2 separate regions of the Homo sapiens genome follow, and region 2 is linked to region 1. A link is a contact called in ENCODE Hi-C or POLR2A ChIA-PET data. All regions are on one chromosome and are shown on one strand. The core of a region is the stretch at or near the end of the contact, and the rest is flanking DNA. Distances in the headings are between cores, read along the strand shown.

Region 1 (4,474 bases), core at 717-3,216:
GTTCTTGTCCATCGCCCCATGGAATGTCCCCATGTTTTGTCGAAATACACAAGAAAACCTGGGATCACTTCCATAGCATGACAAGGGCAAAGTGAAAGCACCAAAATTCACTTGCTTTTGAAAGTATGACCTTAATTCCTGTCATTTTTTTCTCAATAAATCTTAATCTGAACTGAAACATTTTATCTTTTTAAGAAGGAGAAAATATTAGTATCTGCATGAAACCTTGCTGTTTCATGCAGATACTAATAAACCATGGCTTACAAGAATGTAGCCAAAGCGGTTTTTTCCCCAGGGAAGAGTTTGGAGGTCTCCAGGGTAACTGTTTCTACACTGTGGATATAAAATCCTAAAGGGTCCCCAATATCATGTATGTATATATATATTTTTTCTTTGTGGATAAATGACTCAAATTAGCATAGTCGCTGTCATCTCAGAAGCCACCAGAGTAATTTAGAAACTAAGATTATAAACCATACAGCACATGTCATAATCTCTACCTGGAACTGACCTGGCGAATTGCCACGTTACCAACTTTTGAACCAGAATCAAATAGATAAGCATTTGCAGCTCTCATGGTGAAGGGTGAGCCACGTCCAAGAAGGTTTGAGAGGTATTTCAAATAAGTCAGACCTCTGCAGACCAGGTTTACTGGGCCCATCTAAGAATTCTTCTGCATCTGCAATGCCATGGATCCATGGATAGCCGATATGTGCATGAGGAGGAAAGGATTGATTTGTTTTCTCAACAGGCTGCCAGATGCACTCTGTTGGTATTCAGCCTCCTGACCTGAATCACTAAAACTAGAGACCTGCTAGTTAGTTAACTTTAATCTCTATTGATGTCTAATAAGTCGCCTCTAGTTGCCTGGCACTTTGGGAGAATGTTTAGTTAAGAACAATCTCAACAAAGCACCTTATTTAGAATTGAATCCTTGCATGTCATTGCCGGGGCCCCATCACGTCTGCCTTCAAGCCACTGTGAGAAAATGATGCAGGAAAAGAGTTGTTGAACTGAACACCCCCAGATTTGATCCTGAAATTCAAAAGGATAAAGACTTCTCTGATTCACAAGTGTCTTAAGTGTAGCTATTTGAAGATCATAGCAGCAGGTGGTATTCAGGGACTGAGCTGATGTGCTCATGTTGGTAGAGAAGGCAGTTTTGGGTTTTTTTGGTTGTTGTTTGTTTGTTTGTTTGTTTGTTTTTTGAGGCGGAGTCTGGCTGGCTCTGTCACCCAGGCTGGAGTGCAGTGGTGTGATCTCGGCTCACTGCAACCTCTGCCTCCCGGGTTCAAGCAATTCTCCTGTCTCAGCCTCTTGGGTAGCTGGGATTACAGGTGCCCACGACCACGCCCAGCTAATTTTTCTATTTTTAGTAGAGACTGGGGTTTCCCTATGTTGGCCAGGCTGGTCTCGAACTCCTGACCTCAGGTGATCCGCCCACCTCAGCCTCCCAAAGTGCTGGCATTACAGGCATGAGCCATTGTGCACACCCGGCCAAGAAGGGCAGTTTTTGAATTGTGTAGTGAATACCACCCTATGCTGGTTACCATGAATTGAAATTGGAGTCATTCATACAGGCATAAGGTCAACCTGCACTATATGCATGGATGCTCTTGACCAATTTCAATGACAAATCACCATAATTTGTAAAGTCCTGGTGGTACTGAACAGTCATTAAAATTACACATTATAAATATATGCATTACACACACACACACATCTATTAACATGCAATTTTAGAATGGCGTACTATACTGTGTCTGATACTTCGGGGAAGGTTAGGATGTCAGCATTGATATCAGGTGACTTCCGGCATCATGGCCTGTAATCACAGTTTATCGTGCCCTCACTAACAGCCACACTTTACCGGCCCACCTGTGTCAACACCACTCAGAATGAGTCACTCACCCTTGGTACATGTACGAATTACCTTTCACATTTCGTTTGTCAAAGAGGCATAGGTCACATCTGGCAGAGTTACTGAGTCACTGGTGTAGGAATCTGAAACCCAAACTGCCTCCACTGAATTCTCTCCCTCGCCTTTATAAATGTTCTATTTCACCAATAAAGGGCTGTCAGCCTCAAGATTTAAAGGTTTAAGCTTGAAGGGGCCATAATTATTTCTCTAGGGCTCTGTTGAGATTTCTGCAGCTTACTCATTCATTGTTCCCACATGATTTTATATTTGTCATATTTTTCCCTGCAACAGCAGAAGTCTTTAAATTGCTCCATACAAATGGAAAGCTAAGGTTAACACAATAAATCTGAACTTGACTTTCCATACCCATTTTACTAATATGAAAAGGCTGACTAATACATGATTAGAACAGTGGTTATACTGGCGGGCTTTTATTAGAAAGATGTTCTGTCTTTACCCAGGTTATTTCTTGGGGAAGTTGTTTAAGTGGGATTTTCACTTTACTCCTTTTTCTCTTCTACTCATAGGTCCTGAATGTTCCCAGAACTACACAACACCTAGTGGAGTGATAAAGTCCCCCGGATTCCCTGAAAAATATCCCAACAGCCTTGAATGCACTTATATTGTCTTTGTGCCAAAGATGTCAGAGATTATCCTGGAATTTGAAAGCTTTGACCTGGAGCCTGACTCAAATCCTCCAGGGGGGATGTTCTGTCGCTACGACCGGCTAGAAATCTGGGATGGATTCCCTGATGGTAAGAATGACAGGAAGCACCCCAAAAAGGGAAGGTTCTGGAGGAAGGGCACCAGTATTCTTTTACAAGTCTCATGATACATGAATCATTAAAAAAAACCTCAAAAGGACACTGGAAAACAAAGCAAAACTCTCTATATTCAGAGCAGTGATGAAATATTTGAGCTCAAGAAGACCTTAGTAATTATCTAGTCCAATTCCTTCATTTTATAGATAAGAAGCTGAGGCCATGAAAGATTACAAAAGGTTCTTTTAGCTATTTTTGTGATATAATTGAGACAAACACATAGTTTTTCTCTCTAAACTATTTTGCTCATCCACTGACCTGGCTACTCATCATTAATTCACAGATTGTAAGAGGATGGGCTCTTAGTAATTCCATTACATCAAACCACTCATTTTATAAATGCAGAGACCAAGGACCTGAGAGGTTGAGTACTTAATAAAATTTTAAGGCTAAACTATGCATCCGTTATGCTACAAAACAAAAATTTGGAAAAGGAACGAGAATGTTTGGGCATTCCTAATTTAGACAGGTTCCCTGTACATTCTCTACAGATTTTTCATCTTAGGGAATTTGAGTCACCTCAATACATCATTTATAGTCATTGACCTATGCATTCATATACCTAAAAAATATTTCCTGAGCATCTGTCATGTACCAGGCACCATCCTAGCCACAGGGTAAGCAAAACAATGAAAGATGCTGCCCTTTGGAGTTTCTCTTCTGCCAGGTAGAAGGAAACAATAAACAATGCACGTTACAAATAAATGAATTATGTGCATGAAATGTTAGAAGGTGAGAAGTGCTATAAACAAATCTCCCCAAATGAAAGCAAGAAAAAGTACAGCAGAGTCAAGGGATGAGAAGTTGGGAGTGGGGAGGTATAGGTTGAAATTTTAAATAGGGTGGTGAGGTTAGACTTTTTTTTTTTTTTTTTTTGAGACAGAGTTTTGCTCTTGTCACCCAGGCTGGAGTTCAGTGGAGCAATCTCGGCTCACTGCAACCTCCGCCTCCCAGGTTCAAGCAATTCTTCTGCCTCAGCCTCCCGAGTAGCTGGGATTACAGGTGCACACCACCACACTCAGCTAATTTTTGCATTTTTGGTAGAGACGGGTTTTCACCATGTTGGCCAGGCTGGTCTCGAACTCCTGACCTCAAGAGATCCTCCTGCCTCAGCCTCCCAAAGTGCTGAGATTACAGGCATGAGCCTCCATGCCTGGCCGAGGTTAGACCTTATTAAAGAAAATGACATTTGAGCGAAGATTTGAAGGAGGTGGAGGAAATAGCCATATGGACATCTAAATGAAAGTTTTCCATTCCACTCTTGTGAATTAGAAGGTAAATGGCAAAAATACACAGTGAAATTCTGAACAGAGGGGGATAATATCCAATAATTTGTTAACAGCTGCATTGCTTGTCTTGTGTTTAGTCTGGTTTAATATTAAGATTTCTCTAGAGAACACACACTACACAGATCAGAGAGGATGGCTTGGAAGTTCTTCACCATCATGGAGTTAGGAGATGTATAACTATCTGTAAAACAGAGTCAGATACTATTCTCAAAAGAATATTTAAATACATTGTACATGAAGAATAAGTAAAATGTAGACCGGGTGCTGTGGCTCCTACCTGTAATCCCAACACTTTGGGAGGCCAAGGCAGGTGGATCACCTGAGGTCATGAGTTCGAGACCAGACTGGCCAACAGAGTGAAACCCTGTCTCTACGAAAAATACAAAAATTAGCTGGGCATGGTGGTGCAGGCCTATAATTCAGCTACTCAGGAGGCTGAGACA
Region 2 (4,474 bases), core at 1,321-3,820, 4.6 Mb before region 1:
CTGCATCTTACAGAATTCAGGTTCCTACCAAAATTCTAAACTTGTGGACTTCCACTAGTTTTACAAAAACGGTTTTTGTCCCCAAACAAGGAGGGGGTTAGTTTCAGGAAGGGATCATTATCGTTCTTGTTTTAAAGTTAAACTATAGGCTGGGTGTGGTTGCTCATGCCTGTAATCCCAAGCACTTTGGGAAGCCAAGGTGGGAGGACTGAAGTCAAGAGAGCGTGCTTTCATCTTCATAGCAAGGTCATGAAAGACAAGGTAGGAGCAAGAAACTATTACAAACTGGCCAAGGCTAAGACATGACAAGTAAATGTACTGTGATACTGAGAGACAGGACTAGCTGGATTTCCTAGGCCGACTAAGAATCCCTAAGCTTAGCTGAGAAGTTGACTGCATCCACATTTAAACAAGGGGCTTGCACTTAGCTCACATCCGACCAATCAGGTAGTAAAGAGAACTAACTAAAATGCTAATTAGGCAAAAACAGTAGGTAAAGAAATAGCCAATCATCTATTGCCTAAGAGCACAGCGGGAGGGACAATGATCGGGATAGAAACCCAGGCATTGGAGCCGGCAACAGCTACCCACTTTGGGTCCCCTCCCTTTGCATGGGAGCTGTGTTTTCATTCTATTAAATCTTGCAACTGCACTCTCTTCTGGTCCGTGTTTGTTACGGCTTGAGCTGAGCTTTCGCTCGCTGTCCACCGCTGCTGTTTGCGGCCTTCGCAGACCCGCCGCTGACTTCCATCCCTCCGGATCTGGCAGGGTGTCCGCTGTGCTCCTGATCCAGCGAGGTGCCCATTGCTGCTCCCAAGTTGGGCTAAAGGCTTGCCATTGTTCCTGCACAGCTAAGTCCCAGGTTGGTCCTAATCGAGCTGAACACTAGTCACTGGGTTCCACAGTTCTCTTCCGTGACCCACGGCTTCTAATTGAGCTATAACACTCACCACATAGCCCAAAATTCCATTCCTTGTAATCCATGAGGCCAAGAACCCCAGGTCAGAGAACATGAGGCTTGCCCCCATCTCGGAAGCAGCCCACCACCATCTTGGGAGCTCTGGGAGCAAGGACCCCCGGTGACAATATCCTTGATTGGTTGCTGGAACAGAAAAAGGGCATTAGTGGAAGAACTGCTTAAGTCTGAATAAACTCTGCAGTTCAGTTAATAGTACTTGTACCTATGTTATTTTCTTAGTTTTGATAAATATACCATGGTCATGTAAAATACTAACACTAGTGGAATCTGGGTGAAAGGCATATAGGAACTATTTTGCAACTCTTCTGTAAATCTGAAATTATGAGCAAATGAAAAGTTTAAAAAAGTGGACAATGACCCAGGAGTTGATTTTTTAAATGAAAAGTTGTAACACACGCACATGCTCATAGTGTGCTGAAAATGCCAGATGTGCACGTAAAAGAATGTACGTGTAGTGTAGTTCTGGGTAAAGTATGGTTGGTTTTGGGAAATGAGTGCGTGCTTTCTTCTTCAAATTTGTTACTCAAACGGCTTTTTTTTTTTTAAACATATAAACAATTTTATGTTTGGGTCTTGAATTGCTAGCTTCTGTTTTTCCTTATTCCAGAGAATAACCATACTGGTCACAGATTTTAGTTTTCTCTTCCAGTCTTTCAGTTAAACGTTACCATGCATGATCGTGAATGAATTCAAGCACACCTTTCCTTCTCTTGGCTTGTGTCTAACAGGCACATTGATTTGATCCACAACCTCTGGGGACACTGACAGAATCCTGGTTCCAAGCAGGAGTGGGTAACTGAGACAGTAATCTCTCAACCCACTATACAAGGCTGTTTTGCAGGAGAGCCTTATGATGACCAGCATGATATATAATTGTGAGAAATATACTGAACAATTTATGTGTCAGACACCGGTTTAAATGCTTTTACAACGTAAGCGCCTCCAATTCTCATAAAACCCCTGCTAGGTAGGCACTATCAGCCTCATTTTACAACTGAGGGTTGCGGCCAGAGCTGACAGGCACCGTCTAGCGCCGCTTCCAAGCCCCGCATCGCATCCACCAGCCTAACTCGGGCGCTCGGCCTCTCCCTCTGCGCATGTGCATCCCCGCCTCCCGCTCCAGGCGAGTCCTTCCCTGGACTCCAGTCCCTTGTGGGAAACAATCCCTCGCCTCCGGAGGCGGCGAGGAGCGGCGGGTGAGCCCCGGAGCACTGGGCGAGGGCCAGGGGGTCCCCGCGCTGCCCTGAAGGCGGGCGGGCGGCGGCTAGACCTCGGCGGTGGGGAGGGACCCCTGGCGCCTGCGGCGACGGTGGGACGAGGGCGTCTCTGTCAGAAGGGGATGAGGTCTGGCGTGGGAACGCGAGTTCCGGGGCTCCCGGGGGTCCGTATGCGTCCAGTCCCTGCGCCTGGCGCTCAGCGAAGTCCTGTAGCACGGGGTAGGCAATGCGCACTGGCCCGAAGGGGAGGGAACTGGCTGCGGGGAGGGGACAGCACGCGCGTGCGTAGCGTGTGACGTTTGTTGTGCGCGTGCGCATGGCGTTTGATGTGTGCGTGTGCGCTTTTTGTGCCCTGAGCCCGCGGGGAGGAGGCGGGGCTGCGGGGGAGAGCGACTGCGCCAGGTCCGCGACAAATGAATTAGACACAATTATCCACGGGAGACTCGGTTTTCCTCTCTGTAAATTACGGATATTAGGAATACTTGCCGCCTGGGGTTGTTTTGAGCACTTTCATTGTTTAGGTGCTGTATTTATTGGGTGTGCGTTCCCTGGGAGAGCCCGAGGGAGACGGCTCCTGCACCGGCCCCAAGGGCCTCTCTGCCCGTGGAGTGCAGGAGCGAAGGGGCTGGCCTAGCTGACCACCAGGGCCCCTGCTGGCTCTGACCGCCCTCCTATCCCAAGTAATTATTTACACGTTTCGCGTTCGCTTATGTATTATGTGTAATCATGGCACAGTATCCTGAAGCCGTCGGAGTCTGTGTGCTGGTGCAAGGTCTGGGACAAATTTAAGAAGAGAGAGGTGAGCTGGAGCTGAGGGGTGGGCGCGCAGGCTAACAGGAACGTCACCTCTGGAGAGTCTGAGGGCAGGGACGGGTGAAAGGCTCACGGCCACAGCGAAAGAAATGCTGTTATCACCCCTCCGCGAACACCGGGCACATCCAGATGAGCTGCTGAGCTTCCTCCTCTCTTGGCCTGATATCCCCGCCGGATGGTAGTGCAGTCAGGTCATACTTGGGTTATCTGTTTTGACCTTATTTGAAAGATGGAAAAACAAAATTGAGTTTGAGGAGGTGAGTAGTTCAGATCTTGTCATTCCTTAGAGGCAGAACTGAGATTAGAAGTCAAGTCTGCAGTTTCCCGAGCCACTGCTGCCCATTTTGTTACTCTATATCACAGTTTCTCATTAAAAGATCCTTTTGAGGAATTGTTAGCAAGTTAGAACAAACATTTTTAAACTTGCATTTAACATCCTATCCCTTTTTTTAGAGGTCTTTTGCATTATCTAACCTCAGGGCATTAATGGTGTTAACAGGTAAACAGATAAACAATATGGCCTCAGTTTTTTTTTTTCCCTACAAGGAATTTTGACAAACCCATAGTGTTTTTTCCTTCAGATTACTGTTAACTTGTTAAACTCATCTTTTCATGTTTTTAATTTTTCTGTGTCACAGAACCTAAATTGGTAATAAATCAATAAGAAATATTTACATTCACTCAGTGAAAAGTGTCATGTCTGAGCTCAGCATATATCGGAGCCACACATGGACACGTAAGTATCTTGTGTGTGGACCTGTATAGGCAGGTGAATCTCCGAACTGCAAGGCCGGCGAAGGCTCTCCTGACATTCTTCCTTTCTAATCCTTCAGCTCTCCTTCCTCCACTAAGAGCGGAAAATGAACAAATCCCAGGTGAGATTCTTGTTTCTTTATTCCCAGTTTGTTTAAAAATGGATTTCTGAAGTTTATAAGGGTTTATGTTTTGAAAATGGAAAAATAGAAATAGGCAAAAATTGACATTAAGGGAAATAAAACTGAAGTAGCAAATCCAAAATAGTGCAGTTGGCAAATTAGATGCAGGATTTTTAATTTTGCAGAATTATCCAAGTTATTGTAATATTATCTCTAATTGTTCTAGTAACAATTCTGAAATAAATGCAGTAAATTGTCTATAAGTATTTCTTTGTAGAAACAAAGAACACAGTTACAGAGCAGAACTCAGTGCATATGCTTTTCAGGAGAACAAACGCTGAGGTTTGATGGTCCTGTTTGATCCAGGAATAAAACCTTGACGATGTGGAGGAATGGAGGGACTGCATGTCCTCAAAACAGTTTTCCCTAACTGTTTGTGTCAGCTCGTTCTTATTTCTAGGTTGAATCACTGACAGTTCCGACTTGTTTCTGTGTTTCTCATTTATGTTTCAATCTGATGAATGCAACCTTATTCCCTCACCTAAACTCACCTGAATCAGTTCTGGCAAAGGCCACCAAATCATAGTCAA

What was found. A loop is a pair of places that touch in the nucleus more often than their neighbours do. ChIA-PET counts read pairs that join two places held with the same protein, here RNA polymerase II (POLR2A). Pooled maps may share reads with other maps.
Region 2: a loop to region 1 is called in a map of PC-3, with 4 times the contacts of the local background. The contact joins the promoter of ZNF248 here to the enhancer-like site in region 1. A Hi-C loop is called at or near these places in 1 of 168 maps with a recorded cell type or tissue (PC-3) and 1 of 50 pooled maps. POLR2A ChIA-PET finds 5 or more read pairs at or near these places in 1 of 52 experiments (PC-3).

The regions. Positions count from the first base shown.
Region 1 is chr10:33,261,848-33,266,321 of GRCh38, reverse strand. It overlaps NRP1 (neuropilin 1), which reads left to right. Exons shown (of 17, transcript NM_003873.7): 4 at 2,449-2,676. Among named protein-coding and RNA genes, the nearest start is that of NRP1, 71 kb to the left of the region's middle. RefSeq lists an enhancer at 1,397-2,596. Within about 2 kb of position 1,966, at least 10 of the 41 ENCODE cell types and tissues checked have a DNase peak (open chromatin) inside an H3K27ac peak, as active enhancers do; they include PC-3, where a contact is called at or near this core.
Region 2 is chr10:37,855,706-37,860,179 of GRCh38, reverse strand. It overlaps ZNF248 (zinc finger protein 248), which reads left to right and starts at 2,570. Exons shown (of 6, transcript NM_021045.3): 1 at 2,570-2,995; 2 at 3,648-3,745; 3 at 3,843-3,884. The coding sequence starts at 3,870. ZNF248-AS1 (ZNF248 antisense RNA 1) reads right to left here and starts at 2,431. Exons shown (of 2, transcript NR_186559.1): 1 at 1,679-2,431; 2 at 1-1,102. RefSeq lists silencers at 2,078-2,627, 2,324-2,700 and an enhancer at 3,018-3,077.